Linked DNA regions of Homo sapiens: region 1 is linked to region 2. A link is an interaction called in ENCODE POLR2A ChIA-PET data of the cell type or tissue named here. Cell type or tissue: A673. All regions are shown on one strand. Each heading gives the region's core, and the rest is flanking DNA. Links, peaks and the distances in the headings are about the cores only.

The links. ChIA-PET counts read pairs that join two places held together with the same protein. Peaks named below come from ENCODE experiments on the same cell type or tissue, not always from the same donor. Only the 100,000 strongest peaks of a DNase experiment are listed, where the experiment ranks them.
Region 1: POLR2A ChIA-PET joins it to region 2 with 9 read pairs; 3 of 35 experiments call an interaction of 5 or more read pairs at or near these places.

The regions. Positions count from the first base shown.
Region 1 is chr12:54,517,199-54,521,587 of GRCh38, reverse strand. It overlaps NCKAP1L (NCK associated protein 1 like), which reads right to left. Exons shown (of 31, transcript NM_005337.5): 12 at 3,946-4,055; 13 at 3,650-3,782; 14 at 2,856-2,937; 15 at 2,616-2,674; 16 at 2,256-2,401; 17 at 762-894; 18 at 350-469. Among named protein-coding and RNA genes, the nearest start is that of NCKAP1L, 22 kb to the right of the region's middle. In A673, for the core only: no CTCF peak of the experiment used is centred there; no DNase peak of the experiment used is centred there.
Region 2 is chr12:54,599,888-54,604,276 of GRCh38, reverse strand. No RefSeq gene overlaps it. Among named protein-coding and RNA genes, the nearest start is that of PPP1R1A, 13 kb to the right of the region's middle. In A673, for the core only: CTCF peaks have their summits at 901 (motif pointing left), 2,059 and 2,261 (motif pointing left); DNase peaks (open chromatin) are centred at 896, 1,436 and 2,286; H3K4me3 peaks cover 1,119 bases; H3K27ac peaks cover 3,214 bases.

The DNA of each region.
Region 1 (4,389 bases), core at 269-4,268, 83 kb after region 2:
TGGGGGCCACTGTCCTTAGTATGTGTACGCAGGGCAAAGAGAGGAGGGGTAAATTAGAAAGTTAACTCATCTCTCAGAACTCTTCAAGTGAGAGCACAGATTTTGTTGGAGTGCAGCTGTTCAAATAAGAGTATTTTTAGACACTTCTATCCAGTCCTAAGGGAGGAAAGACTGAAGGGACTACACTAAGAAAAGAATTCTGCCATAAACTCAAGTACAGAAAGGCCCTAGCCCTACTTCAGAGAAAGAGTTACTGAGCTTGGCATCTGAGAGGGAAACAAAGTTAGATAGAGGGGAAGGCACTGAGCGCTGGCAGAGGGGAGAGTGAAACAGAGAGGGCTGAGTCTACCTGCTCGCTCAGGTTTCGCTGCTCAGCACAGATCTCCAGGACGCAATTGCTGGTCTGCTTGGCCAACTCTTCCAGGAAGGAGTTGCAGTGGTGAAGACCATGGTTCTTGAGGTGGGGGTACTATGGGAAAGAGGGACCAAAGAAGAGACTGTCATCACCAGCACGGCCACTTCTTCCTCACAATACTGCTCTCATCCCTTGCCTGAATCTTACAGAAGATTCCTACCCATTCCTACAGAAGAAGAAACTGAGGCCCAGAGACAGGATACATCAAGCTGAGATATTTAGGGACTCATATCATACATCTATGTTTATACCCTTTCTGGGACCAAAATCAACCCTTGGAATTGTGTTTTGGGTGATAAGGATGATGACTAGAAAGATGACAGGGTCTGGAGATCAGGATACCTACCTCCTCTGGGCACATCTCATGAGTGCAGTGGACAAAGTGAGCACAAATCAGGGGGAAAGCAATGGCATAACGCAACATGGCAGATTCCTCCAAGGTCATGGCAAACATCTTCTCAAAGATACGAAGATGAAAGCTGCAGAGAAACGGGAAGACTTTAAATCAAGATTTAGTCCTTATTAGTAAAGTGGTGAGTGAAAAATAAAGGAAAAGAAAAATAGAGTTTAAGAGCTAGTCCCTTTGAGGCGGAGAGGATATTCATTCTTTCAAAAAACATTTACCGATATTTACCACTCTCTCCTTAATTTCTGTAACCCTTAAGATAGAACGGAACCCAAGAAACTTAATCCTTCCAGACTTTTATAAAGGACCCCAGGCAAGTTTAATGATAATCTTCTTCCCTTTCCTTGCACAAAATTTGCTATTCTTCCCTTAGAACCTTGGCATGATTTGGGCCATTCCCCCTAATTTAGAAGTCCTTCAGTAGTGTTAATTCACATTCTTCTCAAAATTTAACACTCAGGCTCCAGAAAATCTTCTCAAATTAATCCCATGAGACTGATCTTTCCTCAACCCATGTCCTCTCAACTTCATGTACTCTTTTACACTTTCTTACATTTGCAAGTACTATGTTGATGTCCTTTTCACATATAGGTATTATATCTCCCCAACTACATTGCTTACAGAAGGCAGAGACAACACATTGTGTTTTGTTGAATGAATGAGTAAGCTACATACTCCTTGTTTGATCCTTCAAAGGGTGGAATTATGTACAACAGTGGTCACCTAAAAACGTCAAGTGCTATCTAAGAAAGACAAACTCATTCAGCTCATTCTCCAAAGTCCCTATTCTCTAGGCCTCTCACTTATTTTCACTCCTGTCCACTAAAACTCAAAGTTTTTCCTGTTTCTTTTAAATCACAATGTTCCTAGAGTAAAAAAAAAAAAAAAAAATCTGAAGACGTTTCCAAAGAGAGGAGATTGAAACTAGACATATGGGCTAACTACCCCAGAGAAGCGAAGACTATGTAAAATCCAAATGGCTTTCCACAAAAGAACAAAAGAGAATACAGAACAAAAGGAATCAACTTCAAATTCCTATCACTTAAGATTATTGGTAAAAAGCTGACACAAGTGAGCTGCGGAGTTTGAGCACCTTAAGGAGATCTCAAAAACAGCAACACTTTCCAATTGTCTAGGGGAATGACAGTCCTCCGCAGAGGCCAGGCAAGAGAGCAAATGAATTGATGAAGAGCTCTGGTTCAGAGCTTGGTGGCTCTCGCCTGTAATCCCAGCTACTTAGGAGGCTGAGGTAGGGGGATTGCTTGAGGCCAGGAGTTCAAGACCAGCCTGGGCAACATAGTGAGATCTGTCTCTTTAAAAAAAAAAAAAAAAAAAAATTAAACAAAATTCTTTGAAGTAAGTGGCATAATGGAGAAAAAAATGAAAAAAGGAAACAATAAAACTTTTTAAAGAGAGCTCTGAACCAAGACATACCAGAAAGTAGACAGATCAGAAGTTTCCACCAGCAATTTTTCTACGGAGTCCAGCATTCGGGAGTGGAAGACAATGAGGTTCATCACCTTGGCTAAGTCAGGGTTCTCATGCAGGTGCAGAGGGGCCTTAGCCACGCTAGTGTATGCCTGCGGTTGGAGTTGGGAAAGTGTGGAGAAAAATAAGATGAATGAAAAAGGCCCCCAGCCTTGGAATTACAGTTTGGCCTGAGTATGTCTTGTCCAATTAGCAGTTTTCAAAGTTGACTCACTCCATAAAGCAAATTTAGGAGATAAAAAGAGAAGGGATTGTGGGGGAGGAAGAATCTGAGGATGAGAATCTTTAACAGGAACAGATCATTACCTGTAGGCGGAACCAGTCCAGCCTCAATCCTGAGAATTCAAATTTTTCTCCATTATCAACTGCAAGAAAAACGGAAGTATAAAAGGAAACAATAAACAGCACACCAATATCCAACTACATAGAATGGTAGATCCTCTTCAAAAACATCTTGTCCTACTTCCTGGCTCAAAGATCAATATTTCCGGATAAAAGATGTTCATCCTCACATATGTCCTGCCTCCCCCACCTCCCTCCAGTTACCTTGTTTGAGATTCAGAGAGGAGAGGATACTGACGAATGAGGACATGATGATGGACTCCTCCTCTGGACACACAGACAAGTTCTAAAAAAGGAGCTGCAGTTACTGTCAAGTGGGCACAGGTTCCCTAGGACAGAAACTAGGACCATGAGGCTCAGTCAGCGTATGAAGGTAGAAAGAATTGCTAAGTGTTAAAAACAGAGAGAAAAAGCCAAGCAAGAGATGAAGGAAACTTTCCGGGTTCCCTGCCATTCTAACATCCAGTTTCTCTTTATTTTTCTCTCCTATTTCTATGTAATTTCACTTAGTGGGGAAAAAAAGACGGCTGAGATTATTAGTCCTTTCTTTTTCTTTTAACAAATATGAAGGGGCAGATTGGACCTTTTTTTTTTTGAGACAGAGTCTCGCTCTGTCGCCCAAGCTGGAGTGCAGTGGCGCGATCTCGGCTCACTGCAAGCTCTGCCTCTCGGGTTCACGCCGTTCTCCTGCCTCAGCCTCCTGAGTAGCTGGGACTACAGGTGCCCACCACCATGCCCGGCTAATTTTTTTTGCATTTTTAGTAGAGACGGGGTTTCACCATGTTAGCCAGGATGGTCTCGATCTCCTGACCTCGTGATCTGCCCGCCTAGGCCTCCCAAAGTGCTTGGATTACAGACGTGAGCCACCGCGCCCAGCCTAGATTGGACCTTTTGACACCCAACTTACAGAGCATGAGATTCAGCCAGAGTGGTTTCAATAGGAAAATCACTAGGGATCATCCTGAAATTTCCAAAGTATAATCAATTAAATATCATACCTGAATGATGTCACTGAGCACAAGAGCATCAAATCTTGCCAAGTACTGAAGGTGGTATTGCTGTATCACTTTGATGTGTCTTCGGACCAGAGACCTAATCCCCTCCAACAAGAAAAGTAGCTCTGCAATGCTCCTATAAAGTTTAGGATGAGAACAGAGATGAATAAGACTAGAAATATGAACTGAGACAAACACAGTGATATCAGGGCAGAAATTGAGACCTCCTAAGGTCATCTGATGCCTCCCTGTCCCCAGTCCATCTAAGGACAAGGTTCTTAGCCATGTCAAGTACTAACGAGTCAGCATAGTCCTCAGGTGTCTTTGTCTTGGTGACATTCTCTGTGTGGCGAACCAGCCAGGTGACCTCATCACGAATGAAGGACAGGGCCATGAAAGCAAAAAGAGCCTATGGAGGGGGTAGAGACTATTAGAATTTTCAACTTTAAAAATGGATTTCAAAGCACAGAGTAAACTACCATGATAATATAGGTATGGATGTAATTGTGTAGCCACAACAGTGTGAATAATAAACATTCAGACTCACCAAAAAACCTCAACTACAGAACACACAATCAGGCAGGTACACATGTTGACACTGGCTCACAATTAGTACCCTTCTCTCCCTATCAAATAAAGTTTTAGAAATATTTACTGGGCATTTATGTGGTTTGAAACAAAAAAACAAGCTCTGTCTCCAATTCATTCACACTCAAATAGAGGATAAGACATGTATAAAAGTA
Region 2 (4,389 bases), core at 94-4,093:
GAAGGTGGAAGAAAAAAACCTTCTACACAGGTTCAAGGTGCAGAGAGAGATGTCATGGAGGGCCAGCGCTCAGCCGCAGTGCCTCAGGTATACCTGGCTCCATGCAGGTTCTCCAGCCACACTTCTGCTGCTGCTTGTGGGCCTCATCTCATCTGTGTTCCTCCTACATGTCATTATCAGTGAGCAGCTCACGGCAGCATAGCGGGAGGAATTTGTCTTGCTTAACCAGGGAAGGTTCAGTTGCGTTGGAAGAGGGGATGGCAAGGCATCTCCATGTCAGTCTCCTCCTCAAGGCTCAAAAGACACATGGGGCACTTGAGCTGTGCAGGAATCCCATGGCTAATGCCAGCATCATACTGTGGCAGAAACTAAGTGGTATCTGCAAGAAGAGAGAAAGCCTTGACTTCACAAGTGGGAGAAATCTCTCGTGGAGTGACTAATGTTGGCATTAAGTTTGCCTTCAGAGGGTGGGGTCATGTATACAGCCTCTTCTTTCAAAGTGGGGGCTTAGGATATTTCTATCATCTTATGATATTTAGAAGTTTAAGCTTGATTCAATCATACCACAATGTATACATATATCGAAACATCACATTGTACCCCTTAAATGTATACAACTATGATTTGTCAATTAAAAAATTAAAAATTTTTAGAAAACATAGAATCTCAGACGTGACTAGATCTATTTATTTCACGCATGAATTCCCTTTAGAGTGTATTTCATCTTCTCAGTAATTCTGTGGCATGCTTCCTCAGGACATGGGCAATAACAGCCCCCAAACCCCCATTAAAAAAAAAAAAAACCTGCATTCCTTTGAAACTTACCTAATAATGTTTCACCACTAAACTTCCTGTTCGTCTTCCCTCACTCTGTGCAAGTGACTGGGTCAACGCTCCCTCTAGCGGCCTCAAACTGTTTTGCATCGTTGTTAAATCTCTCCAGGCCCCATTCACCCTCCGTGATCTAGAAATAAATAAATATTCTGCTCTCTTCTAGTTCCATCCTTAAAACTATCTAGGCATAGAGCCATTTCCCTTCTCTTTTAATGTATCTCAAGCATGGGCTCTATGAACTCAAACTTTCTCCTGAGAAAATCTCATCTTTTCTCCCAACTCAATCAACAGAACTGCCCTCTTTTTTCTTTTCCCTTTCTGTCTGACTTGTCTCACTATAAGACCAAGACTTGTACCTTATATGAACCCCACGTTTCCCTGATTCTTAGGAAAATATGATTTCTAAAGAGTTTTCCAGGTACAGGACTTGTTCATTTCTCCCATACTCTTCAAGTTTATAGTAATTCCATGGAGTTTTTCTTCACTTTCACCCAGTGACATTTCCTCCACATAAAGGATCCCATTATTTTTATCTGTATGAAGTCGACCACACCTCTGTGGTTAATCCCACAGTGGGACTCTGAAATCTGAAACCCTGGCTGGAGCTTCATAAATGTACAACCCCAAGCCACTTTGAGACTACGTGGTAGGAAATAATCCCAGGAGCCTGTGATCAGGCCATAAACAAAATCCCTCCTGAGTCTTCCTGCCACCCTAAATGCAGTTCAAAACAAAGCACACATTGGGACCTGCATCTGTGGGTGAGAAAAAAGAACAAGAGAAACGTGTTAAATGAAAACTAGGAAAAAAGTGAACAACAACATAAAAGAAACCAAACTAGACAATCAGTTGGACAGCCAACCTAGCATCACCTACTAAATATTAACACACATCATCTGAAGCCAAAATTTCACAGCCTTATGCTCTGTACCCAAGTGGAATTGGGATAATTTCATTCCAGCCTCAGCTGCACCCACGCAGCTGCAGGTCAGAGTTACCTTTAGAGTGTTTGCTGTTAAAATCCACTGTATTTGGGTCCCCCAAGGCCAGTCTTTGACTTCACCATCACAGCTCCAGGGAGGGCCACCAGCACGTCATCCCTCTGCCCCTCTGAGTCTGGCCAATGGAGAAGGTGTCCAGAGAACAAGGAGCAAAAAGGAAACCAAAACATCGATTGTATTAACAGCCAGACAAGTGCCGGGGAACCCACAGCACTCTGACCTCTCTGGCAAGGCTGAGCTGGAGAATGCTATCGAGACACAAGCCCAAAAGGGGCCTTCTCTCTGTCCTGCCTGAGCCACTAAACGGTGAGAGAAACAGCATGCATCCCCCAGGGAAGAGGTGGGAAGGTGAAGTCCTGTCCAAGTGTGCACCCTCATGAGAGAGGGCAGGAGGGAAAGAGGCAAAGCTGTTGAGGAACATTCCTGTTGATGCATTAACTCCGCCCCCTGGTGAAACGTGGTGTAATAAATGTTCTGTCTCACCAGCTGTCATAGCATCTCACCCTGTGGGAAGGAGCAGTCACCCAGAAGAGAGCCTTTCATCTTGTATTAGTTTTCTAATTACAAATTACCACAAATTTACCAGCTTAAAACAACACAAATTAATTATTTTACAGTTCTGTAGTTCAGGAGTTCCAGATGGGTCTCACTGGGCTAAAATCAAGGCATGTCAGCAGGCAGGGCTGCGTTCCTTTCTGGAGTCTCTAGGGGAGAATTCATTTCCTTGCCCTTTCCAGCTTCTAAAGGCTGTCCACAGTCTTTGGCCCATGGCCCCATTCCTCCATTTTCAAAGCCAGCCCCATCCGGCCAAGGCTTCTCACCCTGCCATCAGTCTAGTTATCTCTTTGGAATCCTTTGTCCACATTTAGGGATGCTTGAGATTATACCAGGCCCACCCAGATAATCTAGGAGAATTTCCCTATTTTAAGACCAGCTGATTAGCAACCTCAGTTCAATCTGCAACCTTAATTCTCTGTTGCCAGTGTAACCCAACACACTTACAGGTTCTGTGATTTCCGACGTGGACCTCTTTGTGGGGCCATTAGTTATTCTGCTCCCACACATCTCCCATGGGATTAGCCACCACTCACATCCCCCCTTAAGCCATAGGAATCAGTCACCAAAGGCCTTGAAACCATTCAGGTAGGCACCAAGGTCTATTCCTTGTCCTGATTCCTCTTGTAGAAAGGTGGGCAACCAAGATCCTTGGGTTCTGTCTCTCTGTTGACCACAGTCACTTCCAGGACCAAGCCAAAGCTTTCAGATATATTTGTCATCCAGAACCCCTACCCTGTTTGGCTCTGTCAGCCCCAAATCTAGCCCAATTCTCTCTGCCCAGTCTCTCTCTGCCAAACCCTTTTACTATGCCCTCTAGAACTCCTGATCAGTGGTCAGTAAATTCCTTGGTATTCCCAATGTCTTGTTTTGAATTTTCTCTCTATTGCTTAATCTCCCTTTTTTTTCTTTCTTCTCCCAACTTTCAACTGATACCCGTTTTTTCTTCTTTCTTCTCCCATCTTTCAACTGATATTGCCTAATCTAAAATAACATTTTAAGGCCAGGTGTGGTGGCTCATGCCTGTAATTCTAGAGCTTTGGGAGGCCAAGGTGGGAGGAACGCTTGAGGCTAGGTTTTCAAGACCAGACTAGGCAACATAGCAAGACCCTGTCTCTAAAATAAAAACAATTAGCTGGGCATGGTGGCACGTGCCTGTAGCCCCAGCTACTTCAGAGGCTGAGGTGGGAGGATCACTTAAGCCCAGGAGTTCAAGGCTGCAGTGAGCTACAATCATGCCACTGTACTCCAGCCTGGGTGAGAGAGTAAGAACCTGTCCTTTAAAAAATAATAATAATAATAATTTCAGATTTTCTGAGACTCTGACAACCTCTATTTCACTCTCAAGTGGAAACTGCTTTCTCCTTTAGCCACCAACCGCCTCAGAATCCGAAGGTGGGAAGAAGGATTTTCCTCCTTGTTCTCCACTGCCACTTCTAAACCATTCCTCTTCCGTTCTACTCCAAAATCTCCCCTTCTTTGAAGCTCAGAATACATGCTGCGCCCTCCTACCAACCCCTCTCCCTTACAGGGAGCCCCTAACCTCAGCACCTGGTCTTCCTCTTCCCACTTGCTCCTGTCCTTTTTTGAGGACTGTCAGTGTTCATGCCGATGACCCCCCAACACTCTGACTTCTCAGTTCTTAACCTTTGTACCTCAGCCTACGCGCCACCACAGCCACTTCCAAAATCCTAAATTCAAGAATCCCACGTCTGGCCACAATTTCCTGCCCTTCCATCTCCATTACAGTAGAAGTCCAGTTGTAACAATTCTTTGACCTGATCCAGACCTCCGATTCACTGACCCTGCCATTTTTTCCATGTAGCTAATAACTTCATTTCCCAAGCTTCCTTACAGACAGATGTGGCCAAGTGACTAGGTTTTGGACAGGAGGATATGAACAAATACAATAAGGGCAAATGACAGGTGGTGCCCTTGACAGAAAGAGTGTGTCCTCCCTTTCTCCTTTCTAAATCCTTCACGCTGACTGGAATGAGAT